Linked DNA regions of Homo sapiens: region 1 is linked to region 2. Evidence: read pairs that join two places in POLR2A ChIA-PET (ENCODE). Cell type or tissue: CD4-positive, alpha-beta T cell. All regions are shown on one strand. Each heading gives the region's core, and the rest is flanking DNA. Links, peaks and the distances in the headings are about the cores only. Region 1 has its middle 84 kb from the start of TGFA-IT1. Region 2 overlaps TGFA (transforming growth factor alpha).

Region 1 (13,528 bases), core at 5,425-9,424, 78 kb after region 2:
CATTTAGATTCAATGTTAGTATTGAGATATGAGGTGCCATTCCATTCATTGTGCTATTTGTTGCCTGTGTACCTTGGTTTTCTGTTTTTGCTTTTTAACTTGTATTTTTATTTTATAGGTTCTGTGAGATTTATGCTTTAAAGATGTTCTGTTTTGATGTGTTTCCAGGATTTGTTTCAAAATTTAGAGCTCCTTTTAGCAGTTCTTGTAGTGGTGGCTTGGTAGTGGTGAGTTCTTTCAGCATTTGTTTGTCTGAAAAAGACTGTATGTTTCCTTCATATATGATGCTTAGTTTCTCTGGATACAAAATTCTTGGCTGATAATCGTTTTGTTTGAGGAGGCTGAAGATAGGGCCCCAATTCCTTCTGGCTTCTAGGGTTTCTGCTGAGCAATCTACTGTTAATCTGGTAGGTTTTCCTTTATAGGTTACCTGGTGCTGTTGTCTCACAGCTCTTAAGATTCTTTCCTTCATCTTAACTTTAGATAACCTGACAACTCTGTACTCTCCCCCTTTTCCTATGGATGTGGCTTCCTGAGAGCCAAGCTGTAGAGATCGTTATCTCTCTTCTGGGTCTAGCCACCCAGCAAGTCTACCAGGCTCTGGGCTGGTACTGGGGTTGTCTACACAGAGTCCTGGGATGTGAACCGTCTATGGGTCTCTCAGCCGTAGATACAGCACCTGTTCAGTGGAAGTGGCAGGGGGATGAAATGGACTCTGTAAGGGTTCTTAGCTTTGGTGGTTTAATGCTCTATTTGTGCTAGTTGGCCTCCTGCCAGGAGGTGGTGCTTTCCAGAGAGTATCAGCTGTGGTAGTATGGAGAGAAACCGGCAGTGGGTGGGGCCCTAGAACTCCAAAGAGTATATGCCCTTTGTCTTCAGCTACCAGGGTGGGCAAAGAAGGACAATCAGGTGGGGGCAGGGTTAGGCGTGTCTGAGCTCAGACTCTCCTTGGGCAGGTCTTGCTGCAGCTGCTGTGCGGGATGGGGGTGAAGTTCCCAGGTCAATCGAGTTGTGTCCCTAGGAGGATTATGGCTGCCTCTGCTGAGTCATGCAGGTTGTCAGGGAAGTGGGGGAAAGCCAGCAGTCACAGGCCTCACCCAGCTCCCATGCAATCCAAAGGGCCATTCTCACTCCCACCGTGCCCCCTCTCTGCAACAGCACTGAGTCTGTTTTCAGACAGTGGACAAGCAGGGCTGAGAACTTGCCCCATGTTACCCACCTTCCAGCTGCAGAAGAAAAGGGCTTTAGTTCTTCCTGCACCTGTGGAGTCTACATGCCGGATATGTGCCCTCCCCTAAGTTCTGGCCAAGAGGCTTCTCAACCAGTTCAAATTGTTACAAAGTTCAGCTGAAGACTTCCTTCTCCCTGTGGCATTTTCCCCGAAGGATCCCTGTGGTGCCAGGCAGAAATGGCCTGCTTGGGGACCCAGAGAGCTCCAAGGGCCTCTCCCACTGCTTCCTCTACCCCTGTATTTCGCTTGGCTCTCCAAACTGACTCAGCTCCAGGTAAGGCTGGAATCTTTTCCCGCAAACTAGACCTTCAGGTTCCCCAGTGGGGGTGTGTGTTTGGGGGTGGATGATCTCCCTTTCCCACTTCCACAGTTTGGGCACTCACGGTATTTGGGGTGTCTCCCGGGTCCTGCAGGAGCAATCCACTTCCTTCAGAGGGTCTGTGGGTCCTCTGGGATTCCTGATTTATTCCTGCAGTCATTCTGGAGCTAAAATTCATGATGCGACCCTCCACACAGTGTTCTGTCCATCCAAGTCAGAGCTGCAATCTAGTCCTGCCTCCTGTCTGCCATAATCTTGAGTATCTCTACTTCTACTTCTGTGGCACAGAAGGGCTCCCCAGCTCCTATTCCCTGAATCCTCCTCCTTCTCCCCTCTTTCTCTGTCTCTCTCCCTCAGTCTGTCGTCTTTAATTTTTTTTAATCAATGTTTTGTGGTTTTTAGTGTACAAGTCTTTCACCTCCTAAGTATTTTATTTTTTTCAGTGCAATTATAAATGGGAGTTTTCCTAATTTTCTTTCCAGATAGTTCATTATTACTTCACAGGTTTTTAAGGTAACTAAACAAAGAAAGAACAGGACAAAAAAAAAAAAACGCTTTTTAATTCTAGTTTTCATTCAAATGTGTTTATTGAGTACCTACCATGTAAAGTTACTGTTTTAGCACTGGAAATATAATGTTGAAAAAGTTAGGAAGGGTTTCTGCTCTCATGAGCTTATATTCCAGTAGAGGAAGCAGTCAATAAACAATAAATATAAGTGCTATGAGGAAAAAATAAAGCAGGATAAAAAGTTAGCCATAGGAATGGATGGCTTTTTAGATAGGATGGTCAGGGAAGGTCTCACTGATTGTTAACTCTTAAGACCCAAATAAGGTAAGGGAGGAGACATGAGACAATATGGGGGAAGTACATTCTAGACAGAAACAAACAGCCCATGCATAGATTCTGAGGCAGGAACATACTTGGATTTGAAGAGAATAAGAAGGCCAGTTGGTTAGAGTGCAGAGAAGAAAGAGATGAGGTCAGAGAGACTGGTGGGGTTGGATTAGAGACAGAAAGAGGCTAGAGGGCCCTCAGGTCTTTGACTCTTACCAGTATGGACCACCAGACCTGTGAGTGAGTAATGTTTCAAATTATTCTAGCCCCAGATCTCAAGCTGCTCTATAGAGATGAGCCTGCCCCACTGTGTCCTGTCTAAACTTCTGGCCCGCAGAATCTGCGAGCACAATAAATGGTTGTTTAACACCACTCGGTTTTGGAGTAATTTGTTAAGTGCCAAAATAACCAGAATAGAAGGGAGGGATAGTCTTTGCATCTCAAACTATAACTAGAGCCCACTGTTACAAGGGTGACTTTGCAAATATACGATTGAATCATGTGTGTTGATTTGATTGGTCCTTCTATCAGAGTTATGGGATTATCAGGAGATGCTGGATTCACTAGTAAAGACTTGGTTACCAACCCGGGTGGGATAGGTTCAATTAGTGGGCTATATGCTCTTCAGCTGAAAGGGGCTCTGGGTTTCCCCACTTATTTGTCACTGAGATTTCAAGTAAAATAAACTGGAGATGGCTACCCTGCCAGAGATGTTGGAAGAAGGCAGTCCTCTTACAAAGGGACTTCTTTATAAAAAGTCTCTTTGCTAAACTACAATTGGATTCATGTATTTAAAATTGTTCCTTCAGTCGATCAACTAGGAACCCACGATGTGCCCGATACGGGATTCTGTGTAGGGCATCTCTTTCCTGACCTCTATATGAATTTTAATATTTTCAGCTGTAAGAAATAGAAACCCCAATTTAAAATAACTTTAAACAATAGGGGAATTTAGTTCCTATAACAACTCCAGAGGAACACGGCTCCAGTGTTGGCTTCCTCAGTGGCTCAGCAATGTCAGCAAGGATCCAGGCTGCTTCCACTTTCCACTCAACCATCCTCAGTGTGTCCTGCCCAGACCAGCTCCCCTCGTACTCCCAACATGGCTGCTGCAATTCCAGGCATCAATACGCAGACATCAACACATACACAGGGCAACATCCAGAAGGAGAAAGGGACCATGTCTTATGTATCTAGTCCTTGATTTAAACAGTTCATGATTCACCCTATGGAACTGGACATGGGGCCCAGGCCCCTCTGAAGATAGAGGTGGACAGCAGGAAGCAGGATGTGGGCATCACCCAACAGTCTGCTCCAAACTCTAAGCCTGGTTAGAGAAGATCTCTCATTACTACCAAATAATCTCTCTCTGTAGTTAAAGTTTCTCCTTCTACTTCCTAAGGATGCCAAAAGGAATAGTTTTGTTTACAGGTCTTGCTACAGTGTCCTCGGCTCCTTGGAGAAAATACATGAGCTTAAAAAAAAAAAAAAACCTAAGCCTTATATTTTCTATCAATCACCTGCCCACGTGCACTTGAGCACCTTTTGCTCAGGATGAAGTTGACAGATAAATAAATAACATTCCTATCTTGATTGGCACTCCTTGTGGGTGAGAGCTGGTTTGTAGGCCATTGTCAATGGAGAACTGAGAGGGTCTGGGGAGGGGAACAGATGAGGAAGCATTTACCATCTATCAAGCTGTGAGGAATGGCTGCCACTCATCTCTCAGAGCAGGGATCTGCCAGGTCAAATCCAGCTTAATCACTTGTACGATGCATAAGCTAAGAATGGTTTTTAAATATTTTTTAATGGCTGAGAAAATAAGACTATTCATGACGTGAAGATTATTTGAAATTCAAGTTTCCGTGTCCATAAATGGAATATTTTGGAACATAGCCATGCTCATTCATTTACTTCTTGTCTATGGCTGCCTTTTACTTACTTACTTACTTACTTATTTATTTATTTATTTATTTATTCATTTAATACAGGATCTTGCTCTGTGGTCCAGGCTAGAGTGCAGTGACGCAATCTCGGCTCACTGCAACCTCTGCCTCCCAGGCTCAGGTGATCCTCCCACCTCAGCTTCCCAAGTAGCTGGGACTACAGACACATGTCACCACATCTGGCTAATTTCTGTATTTTTTGTAGAGACAGGGTTTCGCCACGTTGCCCAGGCTGGTCTTAAACTCCCGGGCTCAAGCGATTTGCCCTCCTCAGCCTCCCAAAATGTTGGGATTACAGGCGTGAGCCACCGCACCCAACCCTATGGCTGCTTTCACACTTGAACAGCTGCATTAAATAGTTGTAACACAGACTGAATGGCCCATGAACCCTAACATATTTACAATTTGGCCCTCCACAGAAAGCATGCTGACCCCTGCCTTGGAACAAAGTCCCTGACAGGGTCCCCAGGCATTGAGTAGGGCTGTGCCTGGAGCCTCCAGAGATACCAGCCCTCAGCCCATCTGCAGACCAGCCTCTTCCCAACTGAGTGGGATAGGAACCCCCGATGCTGTCTCATCCATTTAGCACAGGGGTCCTTAGACCTGAGTGCACATTAGAATCACCTAGGGAGCTTTGAAAAAATCCCATGCTTGGTTTCCACCCAGCACACTTTTTCTGTGGAGGGCCAAATTGTAAATATGTTAGGGTTCATGGGCCATTCAATCTGTGTCACAACTATTTAATGCGGCTGTTCAAGTGTGAAAGCAGCCATAGGGTTGGGTGCAGTAGCTCATGCCTGTAATCCCAACATTTTGGGAGGCTGAGGAGGGCAAATTGCTTGAGCACAGGAGTTCAAGACCAGCCTGCGCAATGTGGCAAAACCAATTAAAATCTCTGGGGATGGGCCCAGGCATCTGTCTCTTTCAGAAGCCCCCCAGGTGATGGCAAAGTGCAGTCAAGCTTGAGAACCGCTGCTAGATGCTTGTTGCCAATGTCAAGCCTGGTTTCTGGAGCTTTTTCTAAGCAAACACCATCACCCACCCTCAGGCAAGTGTTTTGGGGACAGCCCATCAGCACCACGCTAAGGTGGAGCTGGGCAAGAAGACATGGGAGAAGCAAGCTGTGGTTAACCCCTACCTTTCATTTGTACAGGTGTGCAGCCAAATGACCTCACCTGTGTACAGATGAGTTCCTGAGGTTTCCCAGGCTGGGGAGTCCTTGCCACCAGGGTTCTTCTTGTATCTCTTGCCAATTCTCAGCAGAGAAAACACAGTGTCTCACCCTAGCTGCCACTCATGAGTTTATTTTCCTTCACCTAAGAGGAGGCAAACAAAAGCCTGGTCATTGTCCAACCCAGGGACAGTTTAGTTGCATATCTTTCTCAATGGCACCAGAAACCTCTCTCTTCCTTGGCATGTAGTTGGAGAAGAAGAGCCACATATAGCACCCTCTTTCCTTTATTCACTCGCACAACAGATACCTACTGAGCACCACCTACTTACTAAGCCCTGTAGATTTTCAGAGTACAATAGTGAATAAGAGCCCCCAAAAGCTCATGGACTAGGAGAAGCCAACTTAGCCCACTCTTCTGCAGTGCTGAAGGGCTGCATCCAAGGGACATCTGCAGACTGAGTGAGGAAATGACTCTCCTTGTCAGGGGAAGAAAGGCATTTCATGCCAAGGATAGAGCATTTGCAAAAATACAGTGGCTGGAAGAAGTAGACATGGATCTGACTGGATCTGGGGCAGAGGGCTATCGGGTGGGCAGGAGTTGAGGCTGGAGATGAAAACTGGAGGCAGCATGAGAACAGCAGTCTGGCCAGGACCAGAGGAAACCATGGGAGCTTTTCTGGAGAGGAGTGAGCGAGGTTCAGAAGGAAGGAACCCCCGGCTGGATGTGCTGGATTCTGGAGAACAGAGGAACAGCCCCCATGTCCAACACTCTGTCCATTGCTCAGGATAAGATGCAACAAGCTCCCAAACTACTGCCATGGGAGTGGGGAGAGAGAGGAGCCAGATACAAGAAGTATCTCAGAAATACATTCAGTAGGACGTAGAGATCAATTTAAAGGGTGGTGCCAGAGAGTCCCTGCCACAGCTACCCAAGTCCCTCCCCAGCTGCCCAAGGTTCCAACCTCTCCTGTCCCCTGCTGGCTTTGCTCTCATCCCCAGCCAGAGCCAGTGAGAGAGAACACCAGGAAGGGAAAGAATGCTATTGGGGGATTTTCTTCTGTTTCTGTTTGTGTTCCTTTTTAACACCTGTTGTTAAGCCTCCCAAAAGTTCCCCTGGCTATTCTTCAAAATGGATTTTTTTGAAACGGCTCAGTGGGCTTCCCTTACAGACCATGATTACATTGCCAAAGCTCAGTGTTGCTCTCTGGTTATGCCCATGAGCTCTGGCATCAGAAAGGTCTGGATTTGAGCCCTAAAAAAAACACTAGCTGAAAAACCTGATCAAGTCATATAACCTCTCTAACCCCCAGACTCCCCATCTGTCAAATGGGTAAAGCAGTACCTGCCTCTTGAGGGTGTAGTGAGGATTAAATGAGATAGTAAAATAAAGACTTTAGCACCGACCCTAGCACATAAACTGCTTGGTAGATAGAGGCTGAGGTGGGAGGATCACTTGAGCCCAGAAGGTCAAGTTTGCAGTGGAGCCATGTTCACGCCACTGTACTGCAGCCTGGGCAACAGAGTGAGACCCTGTCTCTAAAATAAATATTAATAATAAATAATCATGAGAGCCTAAGGTCAATGGATGGGCAGTCTCAAGGAGACCAGGGTGTTCTACAGTACGGGCTCTAAAGTGAGGAAGCAAGAAAAAGAGTAGCTCATTCTCAAAGAAGGTGAGAGCAGTTGCTTGTGATAACACAATCTGTGGTGTAACCAAGAGAGTGGAAAGCTGAGCTGGATTGAAAGAGATTTTTGGAGGTTCAAAGGTTAAGGAACAACAAAGCCAGGGTGTTGGATGGATCATGCCATTAGATTTTGTTGCCAATGATGACAAAGGCAGAGATGGAGAGGAAGACAGTGCTAAAGTTGTTAGTAAGGGAAGGAAATCTCAGCCATGAGGAGGGGAAACAGATGGGATGGCAAGATAGCCCAAACCTCAGAGAAGTTGGTTTTAGTTGTTCATTGATTAAAAGGTTGATTTTTGTCTATTCAAAGGAGGAATGAGGAGAAATGGTTTAGAAACAGGAAATGTAAGGAAAATACCTACCATAATTCTTTGCTTATCAAAATTTAAGCTGTCATCTTTGAAAAGATTTCCCAAAACACTGCTAGGAGATACCCCAAAATGTTAATAGGGTTGTATAAATGTATATTTTCTGGTCATCTATTGACGTATAACCAACCACCCTAAAACTTAGTAGCCTAAGACATTAATTTTTCTCATGAATCTGCAACTTTGGCCAAGTTCAGCAGGGACAATTCATCTCCGCTCCACTCTGTGTCTGCTGGGGTGATCTGAAGGCTCGTTCATTCACATCTGACGGTTGATGCTGGCTGAGCCTTTAGCTGAGGCTGTGACCAAAGGACCTAAGTGCAACTTCATCTTGTGGCAACTTGGCTTCCTCACAGAATCGTGGCTGTGTTCCCGGAGTGAGTGTCTCAAGAGAACCAGGCAGAAGCTATATCAGCTTTCATGACTTAGCCTTGGTAATCATGTGGCCTCATTCTCCTTTAGTCACAGGTTCACCCAGATTCAAGGAGGCAGAGCAGAGACCCCACCTTTCAATGAAGGAGTGTCAAGTTCACATTGTGAGGAAAGCTTGCAATGTGAGATGGAATGTTGATGCAGCTATCTTTGGAAAATACAATCTATCATAGTGACTTTCATTTTATTCCTCTTTTACCTTATGGGATGGTGCCCAGTGAGTTCAAACTTTAGCCATTTGATTTTTTTTTTTTTTTTTTTTTTGAGACAGTCTCACTGTGAGACTCAGGCTGGAGTGCAGTGGTGTGATCTCAGCTCACTGGAACCTCCGCCTCCCAGGTTCAAGCGATTCTCCTGCCTCAGCCTCCGAAGTAGCTGGGATTACAGGTGTGCACCACCACACCCAGCTAATTTTTTTGCATTTTTAGTAGAGACAGGGTTTCACCATATTGGCCAGGCTGGTCTCGAATTCCTGACCTCAAGTGATCCGCCTGCCTCGGCCTCCCAAAGTGCCAGGATTACAGGCATGAGCCACCGCACCCAGCCTAGGCATTTGATTTTGAACCACCAGCCTGATCATTAAAAGGTTATCAGTCTTTCCTGTTTAAATGGAAATACTAAGAAATCTTTGAACAGACTTTCATTTGGGGAAGAATCACTTGAGTGGCCCCTTTCAGTTATGTTGATATAAAGCAAGAAAGCACACATGGTTCTGGAAAGACAAAGGACAAAAATTGTATCTTTTTGTTTGATTAATTTTTTGCTTGGCAAAGTCCTGGGCTCAATGCTATAAGCAGATAGAATTAGGCTGCCTCTCCCCAACACTCATTAATCAAAGGAACTTAAAAGTTATTGGGGAATAAGCAGGCAAATTTGCCAAAAGCACAAGGAGCTTTCTGGGAGGAAGAGGATCAATATCTTGACCTTTTCCCTTTAACATTCAAAGTTATCATAATAGGTTTAATTAATTGTAGGTATTTTGTAGAATGCACCTCCATTGAGGTTTGTCTTATGTTTTTCTTATGATTAGACTGGAGTTATGTGGTTTGGGGAGGAAGACCCCAGAGGTAACATCCCATTCTCATCCCATCATGTTAAAGGTACACACTATCAACATGACTTATCACTGTTGATGTTGACCTTGGTCACCTGCTCAAGGAGTGTTTGTCAGGTTCCTCCACCATAAAGCTACTCTTCCCCCACCTGCCCACCTTCTCATACAGTACACTTTGGACAAAAGTCACTATGCAAAGCTCATACTTAAGGAGCAAGGAGTGTGGTAGACTGCCTAATAGGCCCTAAATATGTCCACATGCTAATCCCCAGAATCTGTGAATGACACCTTATATGTCAAAAGTGATTTTATAGTTGCGATTAAATTGAGGATTTCACCATATAGAGATTATCCTGGATTATCAGAATGGGCCCTAATTGTAATTGCGAGTGTTCTTGTAAGAGAGAGGCAGAACAGGAAAAGAAACTATCATCAGAGTGAACAAACAACTTACAGAATGGGAGAATATGTTTGCAATCTATCCATCTGACAAAGATCTAATATCCAGAGTCTGCAAGGAACTTGAACAAATTTATAAGAAAACAACCCCATTAAAAAGTGGACAAAGGATATGAACAGACACTTCTCAAAAGAAGACATTCATGTGGCCAACAAACATATGAAAAAAAGCTAATCATCACTGATCACTAGAGAAATGCAAATCAAAACCACAATGAGCTACCATTTTATACCAGTCATAATGGTGATTATTAATAAGAAACAACAGATGCCAATGAGGTTGCAGAGAAAAAGAATGCTTTTACATTGTTAGTGGGAATGTAAATTAGTTCCACCATTGTGGAAGATAGTGTGGCAATTCCTCAAAGATCTAGAAACAAACACAGTTTGACCCAGCAATCCCATTACTGGGTATATGCCCAAAGGAATATAAATCATTCTGTTATAAAGATACAAGTCCACGTATGTTCATTATAGCACTATTCGCAATAACGAAGACGTGGAACCAACCCAAATGTCCATCAATGATAGACTGGATAAAGAAAATGTGGTACATATACACCATGGAATACTATACAGCCATAAAAAAGTAATGAGATCATGTCCTTTGCAGGGACATGAATGGAGCTGGAAGCCATTATCCTCAGCAAACTAACGCAAGAACTGAAAACCAAACACCACATGTTTCCTATTAAAAGTAGGAGCTGAATGATGAGAACACATGGACACATGGTGGGGACAGGGAACAACACACACTGGGGCCTGTCAGGGAGGGCAGGGGGAAGGGAGAGCATCAGGAAGAATAGCTAATGGATGCTGGGCTCAATACCTAGGTAACAGGTTGATCTGTGCAGCAAACCACCATGGCACACATTTACCTATGTAACAAACCTGTACATCCTGCACATGTACCCCAGAACTTAAAAGTTGAAGAAGAGGAGGAAGCCAGAGGGAGATTGACCCAGAAGAAGGGAAAAGCAATGTGATCCCAGAGGCAGAGAGTGGAGAAATGCGGCCAGCAATCAGGAGAAACTGGAGGAGGCAAGGAGACCCCAGAGACTCCAGAGAGAGCACAGACCCACTGACACCTTGATTTTAGTTCAGTGATACTGATGGCAGATTTCTGGCCCCTATAACTGTGAAAATAGATCTTTGTCAAAAATCGCCGAGTGTGGCAATTTGTTATAGCAGCCACAAGAAGCTAATGTGGAGAGTTATGTTCTACCTCCTTGAGGGTGCAGTGTCTATATAAATAATTTGAAATTCTTCTGCATTGGAGATTTGCCTCTTTGCCCACTTTGTTATTTATTCATTTATTTACAAAAATATATGAACTCATAAATATTTATACTTTGTGTTATAATCCATTACTGCTTTATTTTGTTCTCCACATTCTTTTGAGAGACACATGTCTTTCTCTTTGCAGGTAACCTACTACATCCACAGGTGCCTTGGGCAGGGCACATGAGAAGGTTCTAGAGATTAAATGGAGATTTAGAAGATGAGTTTGTCCACACCCAAGACAGTGACCTGCAGGCTGGGTGTGCAGATTTTGAAACAGAAACAGAGTAATAAACTTTCCATTAAAGCAAAAATGCAAAGGACAGTGTTACATGCACACATAAAATGGATTTTGCACACAAGTGACTAAATGGATAAATAATATCTCTAAAATATGCATCAAGTCTTCTCAGTAGTATAAGTTAACAAAATATCTTAGTTTATTCAGGCTGCTATAACAAAATACCTTAGACTGGGCAATTTATAAACAACAGAAATTTATTGCTCATGGTTCTGGAGGCTGGGAAGTCCAAGATCAAGGAGTCAGCAGATTTAGGTGGAAGGGAAAATCAAGCTCCCTCAAGCCTCTTTAACAAGAGACCCTAATCACACTCATGACAGCAGAGCCCTCATGACCTCATCATCTCCTAAAAGCCCCACCTCTTAATACTTGCAATGGAGATTAGGTTTCAACATATGGATTTTGGGGAGGACACAAACGTTCAGATCATAGCAACGTGGAATTTATAAGAATAAAAACTTAGTTTGGGTCTTGGTTGATGTCACTGATGGATTTTAGTCACCCTGAACTAACAAAAAACAGCAGCTATAGTCTATTTTCTTCAGAAAAACCTCAAAGCAAAGCGACTCCACACCTGTATGTCATTCTCACTCAAAAAATTTTCTGTTCCTTGCTGACAAGGTTTTCCTTGTTTCGAACAGAAGTCTCTTCAGCTTTAATTTCTATTTTCAGTCATCCAGAGATAGAACGAATATGTGTTTCCAAAAAAGTTTTAATGCCAAATTGGGTTGGGGACAAGGAGGGCTGCAAAGGCCATGGTACTTGAGGGAACAGTGAGAGGAAAGGGCCCTGGTCTAAGTGCTAGATACACAGGCCTTAGATTTCCTTCATGTGCCATTACTTTGCTGTGAACAAGATTGTTAATTTAAGAACATATTTCTCAAAGAAGGGAGAGATCACAGCCCAGTCTCCAGGAGTTAAAAGGGTAGTCTTTGGCATAGGACAGACCCGGGTTTTCGTTTTGGCTGTACCTCTTACCAGTTGTGAGATGTTGGGCAAGTTATCTCCCTGGGGCTCATTTTTCTCATCTGTAAAATAAAGACCATATCTATGTCATAGGTCATGTGAAGAGTATATGGAATCATGTTGACAGAACATGGCAAGCCCTGAACTGACCTTAACTAGACCTGGCAGTATATTAGGGTCCAATCCCCACCCTCTTCTCCCCTTCCCCCACTGCACAGGTGGGTTCCTGAATTGTTCTTGCTGCCTTAAATTAGTACAGCCCCAAACTGCAACCTGTAATCTTCCCTCTGACACTGAACAAAGGCCTTCAGGCCAAAAACTCATCCTCTGCCTTGGGTTTCTGAGTATACCCTTGATGAGGCTAAAAGTGGGCCCCAACCCACCTTGTTTAGCATACACTAACCCTGACTCCTTGCCTAGCATGCACTAGCACTGACTCCTTGCCTAGCATGCACTAGCCCTGGCTCCTTGCCTAGCATGCTTTAGCACTGACTCCTTATCTAGCATGCACTAGCCCTGACTCCTTGCCTAGCATGCACTAGCCCTGACTCCTTATGTAGCATGCACTAGCGCTGACCCCTTGTCTAGGATGCAGTAGCCCTGACCCCTTGTCTAGCATGCACTAGCCCTGACTCCTTGTCTAGCAGGTACTAGCTCTGACTCTTTGTCTAGCATGTACTAGCCCTGATTCCTTGTCTTGCATGTACTAGCTCTGACTCTTTGTCTAGCATGCACTAGCCCTGACTCCTTGTCTAGCATGCTGTAGCTCAGACTCTTCGTCTAGCATGTACTAGCCCTGACTCTTTGTCTAGCACGCTCTAGCCTTGACTCCTTGCCTAGCATACACTAGCCCTGACTCCTTGTCTAACATGTTCTCGCTCTCACTCCTCACCTAGTATTCACTAGCCCCCTCTCTGGGACCTGGTACATTCTACCTTAACCCTCTCCTGCTGGCTATAACCCTGCTTTGCCTCCCACACACATCTCTAGAACTAGGGCCTCACTCAGAACCTCCTATTGCCTCACCTCAGTCACTAGCCACAACTCTAAAGATGCTGGCATAACCTTGCCCAAACTGAAGGTCACTGTGTCCTCTAAGATTCTAACATCCAAATGCCACTACCTCTTGGTCCCTGTAGCCCTAGCTCACCCTCTAGCTGGCTCCTCCTCTGCTGATAGCCTGCTTGCTTCACACCTGAGGCACTGAAGGTAGCCTTTATCTTGTTTTACCTTCCACAGCAACTTTTGAATTGCCCCATTTCACAGATGAGAAAACTGAGCCCCAGAGATATTTGGTAATTTGCCCAATGTTCATGACTAATAACCTCCAGAGAACTTGGGGCCCCCTGACCTCTAATTCAGGTTCCACTCAGCTTCCTGTGTCACAGATCCAAACATCAGAAGAGCCAGCTCCCTAATTTGCACTTTGGATGGCAGTGAATTAAACTTTAAAGACTTGGCAGGTAGTGCTGTTCCT
Region 2 (4,000 bases), core at 1-4,000:
CCGAGGTCATCTCTTACCAAACATCTTTCTTCTAAGCATCTTCTGTCTTCTCTAAATGATTATTTTGTCTCCTTCCTCCTTCTTCCTTTTTATTGATAAAACATGAGGCAGTAACATGATTTTTCTTGTGCAGATTAAATCTAGATTCCTCAAGGCCAGTCTTCTATAACACTACAATTCTGTCTGTGAATAAAACACTAACAATAAAAATTGGTTAAGCTTTAACTGTGTTTATAGTGTTATGGGGTTTTAATTTTAAATGGTTGTGTTCAAACTCTAAAATGCTCACTTCATGAAATTCGAAAATTTATAAAAAAAAATAATTGCGTATAATTCGACCACTCTCTTACATCTCAGCTTCTTTCCTCTTGAATATAATCTTGATTGAAGGGCTTTTATCTAAGGACAAGCAAAATCATCTGTACAAAACTCAGAGGGAATAGGAAAGAGAGTCACATCTTTGTCATGGGACATAGTCCCAACTACAAATTCACTTCTATGTTTTTAAGACTGTTGAGCTTTGCCTTAAATTTACCTCTGTATTCTTCAGTTTCCTCACTTAAAATGAGGAGTATCCTTCTTCCACCCACACGGCATCTGCAAACTGCCGATGAAAAAAGGCACCTGTCAAAAGTTCTGAGGACATAAAATGTTCTAGAAAAACAATCATCCCAATAGCGCTTATATGTGCTCAGTGTAGAGGGTTTAAGGGGATTATGGTTCAAAGACTCAACAAGAGGAAGCATTTTTTCCTAAGGGTGGATTGAGAGTTTCCTGCCAACCACTTTACCTAACAATTTTGATATTTATAAGGAGAATAGAGGCACACAGAGACTGCAAAGGCAGGTAGCCCTGGGCTCTAACGGGGCTGTTCCTCCAACAAAGCCAGAACAGAATTCCCCATCCAGCAGGACTGGGCTCCAGTTCCCAGAGCCATTCACATTCTCGTTCAAAGCCAGCTGATGAAAGCCAAACATAAACCTCCTTGTTTACCTTGTGAATGGAACTTGGAAGTAAAGTATTTTCCAAATGCTGGTTGACACCAAGAGGATGTAATTACAATAAGGGGCTTTCTGGTTTGAAGAGATGAAAGAAGGAAATGATTTGTCTCTTTGAAATCAAATTATCACATATTAAAAGAAAAGGGGGAGGCTTAGCTTCCAGTCCTCAAAGCAAAATCGTGACCTGTAATTTTCTTAATTTTTTTTTTTTTTTTTTTTTTTTTTTGCTTAAAATTACTAAGACCAAGGTAGTAGGGATAGAAGAAGCAACCTGGGAGCTGGAGAAATGGGGTCATGAGGAGGAAGAGGAGCTTAGTGGCAGAGAGTGTGATCTTCGTCCAGTATATTTCCTGTCTATTTCCATTGCATTTTAATCCATAATGAATGTAGAATGGTGATTGGCAGGCTGCTTGTGGAGTCTCATACCTGCCTCTCTCCTCCTTGTGCCTTTTGGGGGAGGTAGTGGTCTTCCCAGGGGGAGTCGGGGTACAGGTAACAGGCCAAGTTGAAATATGTATGTCGTGCATCTTTGGATGGATACAGTCTCTGGTTTTAGCCTGCACTTAACATGATTCCACTGAGGTTTTATTTTAATTTCCCAAAGCCTCTTTGCTAATTAAAGCCATTTGCCTTGGGACTCTTAGCCCTTTTAATTCTAAAATGCCCCTAAATTTTCCTGGTAATTCCTGATTTGTTATTTTCCAAATGAGAGTCATCTTGAGTGTGTGGAAGATGCCCATAAGGACTTCTTAACTCTCAACTCTCTCTCACACACATCCACACACGCACCATGCCCTCTGAAGTGACAGTGTGCTGTATTAGAAAGGGCGAGAGCTTTAGAGGAAACCAACCATGAGTTCTGGTTTCCGCTCTGCCATTTGCTGACTTCGCATCATTGAACAACTTTAACCCCCCTCAGCTCCACTTTCTTCATCTGTAAGATGAGATAGTGAGGATTTCCTTGCAAGATTTTTGTGGGGATTAAATAGAATTCGCTCTATAAAATGCTGGGCATAGCACTTGCAGTAGGTGGACAATCCAATAGTAGCTGCTCCTAATAATAATGTCATCATCATCATAGTCCAACCTCAGAAAATTCTACATTGGGTTAAAAACTCTAAGACCAGGTACTTTAGATAAAATTGAAAGCTGGCAAAATACTTCTGTGTTCATGTTATCTGATTTTCTTCTCCCTGTTGGAAAATGAAAAGGTACCAAAATGATGCAAACTCTGCTTTTGCCTTCAAAGTAAGCATGATGAACCCCACTGGGGCTTCTCTGACTCTATCTTTTTTCCCAGTACACACACACACACACACACACACACACACACACACGGCTGCTGTGTTATCAATAACCAGTATCTTTGTAGGAAAGTAGAAACTAAATTGTGTGTTTCTTTACCAATATCTTTGTTTGAATTTGGTTCCATCACATCTGATGCCCCTTGGGTTTTTCCCAAAGGGAGAAATGGTCAGAGGGAATTAAAATGGCTCAGATGTTCCCTTAGGTTTCCCCTACAGCATCTTGTTTGAAGCTGCAAAAGCAATTCAGAAGTCCATCTTAGGCCTGCTCTGAGCTCCTGGACAAGAGCACTGTGTAGCCCAGAGGTTCCTGCCCTTAGTGGAAGGCCTGATAGCATCTCATGTTCCAGCCACCACCCTACTTCCAGCAGCTCCTCAATTAACCATCATCCCTGGACATGTAGAAATCTCTTTTGCATCTGTATTTTCAACCACTGCTCCCTTGTGAGAATAATAAGTTCCATATGTATAGTTCCCCACTCCTCCCCCAAATAAAGTAATACTTCCTCTTGTTTCTCCTGAAAGTGCCCCTTTCTGATTACTAGAAGATGTTCACTAGTTAAGTGTTCCCCTTCCTCACTGCCAGCGTGATTTGTGGGTTGGGATCATGTGCCTTCTCAGCATTTGTCTTTCTGGACTTGAATAGCATCCTAATTTTCTATAGCTCTTCAGTATCTCAATATCAGAGAAAACTGAGATCAAATTTCAGTTCTACTACATTCCAGCTATATGTCCATTGACAAGGTTATCTAAGCTTCAGTTTTGTTTTCTTATCTTAAAAATAGAGACTAATAATGCTAACCCCACAGGGTGCTTTTGATGTTTGGTGAGATAATATGGAGTCTCTGCCCTTCAGTGGGGATGGAGGGGTGGGTAGGATCTAAAGTCAGTGTATGATCAGGGAAAGTTAAAAAGCAAATAGGGTCAGATTTGGTCAATATTGGAAAAGATCACTGAAGAATTAGGAGATTTTTCAGGGATTATGTTATAGGAAAAATATGTTCTCTTTTAAGCATAGGAGTTCTCTCAGTAAATTGTGAATCTGGGGTTGGGGAATGATAGAGACAAAAATGGCCCTGCCCCACCCCACCCAGCTGAACAAGTGGAACAGCAAGAGAACTGTAGCACTATAGTTACCTTTCTCTCTTTCACTGCTTAACTACAACGAAGGCCCCTTCCCTCTTAAATGATGGTACTGCAGGCTAAACTCTGTTTTCAAATGGTTTTATATCCATCGTTTAAAAGATAGTGATCTTGGGTTTAATAATGAATGAGTTGCATAATTATATTTATCTCATCTCCACCATCCCACACACCCCCCTCTAAGACAGCAAAATTGAATTCCCCTCATTAGTTGGTAACACTTGAGATCAATTTCCTACTGTAAATGTGACAGGGATTCCCTTTCCGTAACTCTGCTGACATCCGCTGCTCATTTGAAAACCCTCTTGTTCTTCTGCCTGCACACACAGCCCCAGGAAATGCCCCTGTCGATCAGTTTCCTTGATAGGGCATTGCTCTCTCTGCAAAGGTCAGTAGCATTGCCACACTAGATGCTGACAGTGCCCTTCCTCTTCGGGATCATTCACAAAAAGTAAGAATTATTCTCACCTCCCCCCACCTGCCCAGGGGAGCAGGATCCCTGCTCACCAAGTCTCTCTGGGCAGCCACTGGGTTCTAGACCATTTACTTCTC

The links. Peaks named below come from ENCODE experiments on the same cell type or tissue, not always from the same donor. Only the 100,000 strongest peaks of a DNase experiment are listed, where the experiment ranks them.
Region 1: POLR2A ChIA-PET joins it to region 2 with 5 read pairs; 2 of 35 experiments call an interaction of 5 or more read pairs at or near these places.

Annotation. Positions count from the first base shown.
Region 1 is chr2:70,391,223-70,404,750 of GRCh38, reverse strand. No RefSeq gene overlaps it. Among named protein-coding and RNA genes, the nearest start is that of TGFA-IT1, 84 kb to the left of the region's middle. In CD4-positive, alpha-beta T cell, for the core only: no CTCF peak of the experiment used is centred there; no DNase peak of the experiment used is centred there; H3K27me3 peaks cover 587 bases.
Region 2 is chr2:70,473,308-70,477,307 of GRCh38, reverse strand. The region is part of intron 2 of TGFA (transforming growth factor alpha); the gene reads left to right. The region is part of intron 1 of TGFA-IT1 (TGFA intronic transcript 1); the gene reads left to right. Among named protein-coding and RNA genes, the nearest start is that of TGFA-IT1, 6.3 kb to the left of the region's middle. In CD4-positive, alpha-beta T cell, for the core only: no CTCF peak of the experiment used is centred there; a DNase peak (open chromatin) is centred at 1,837.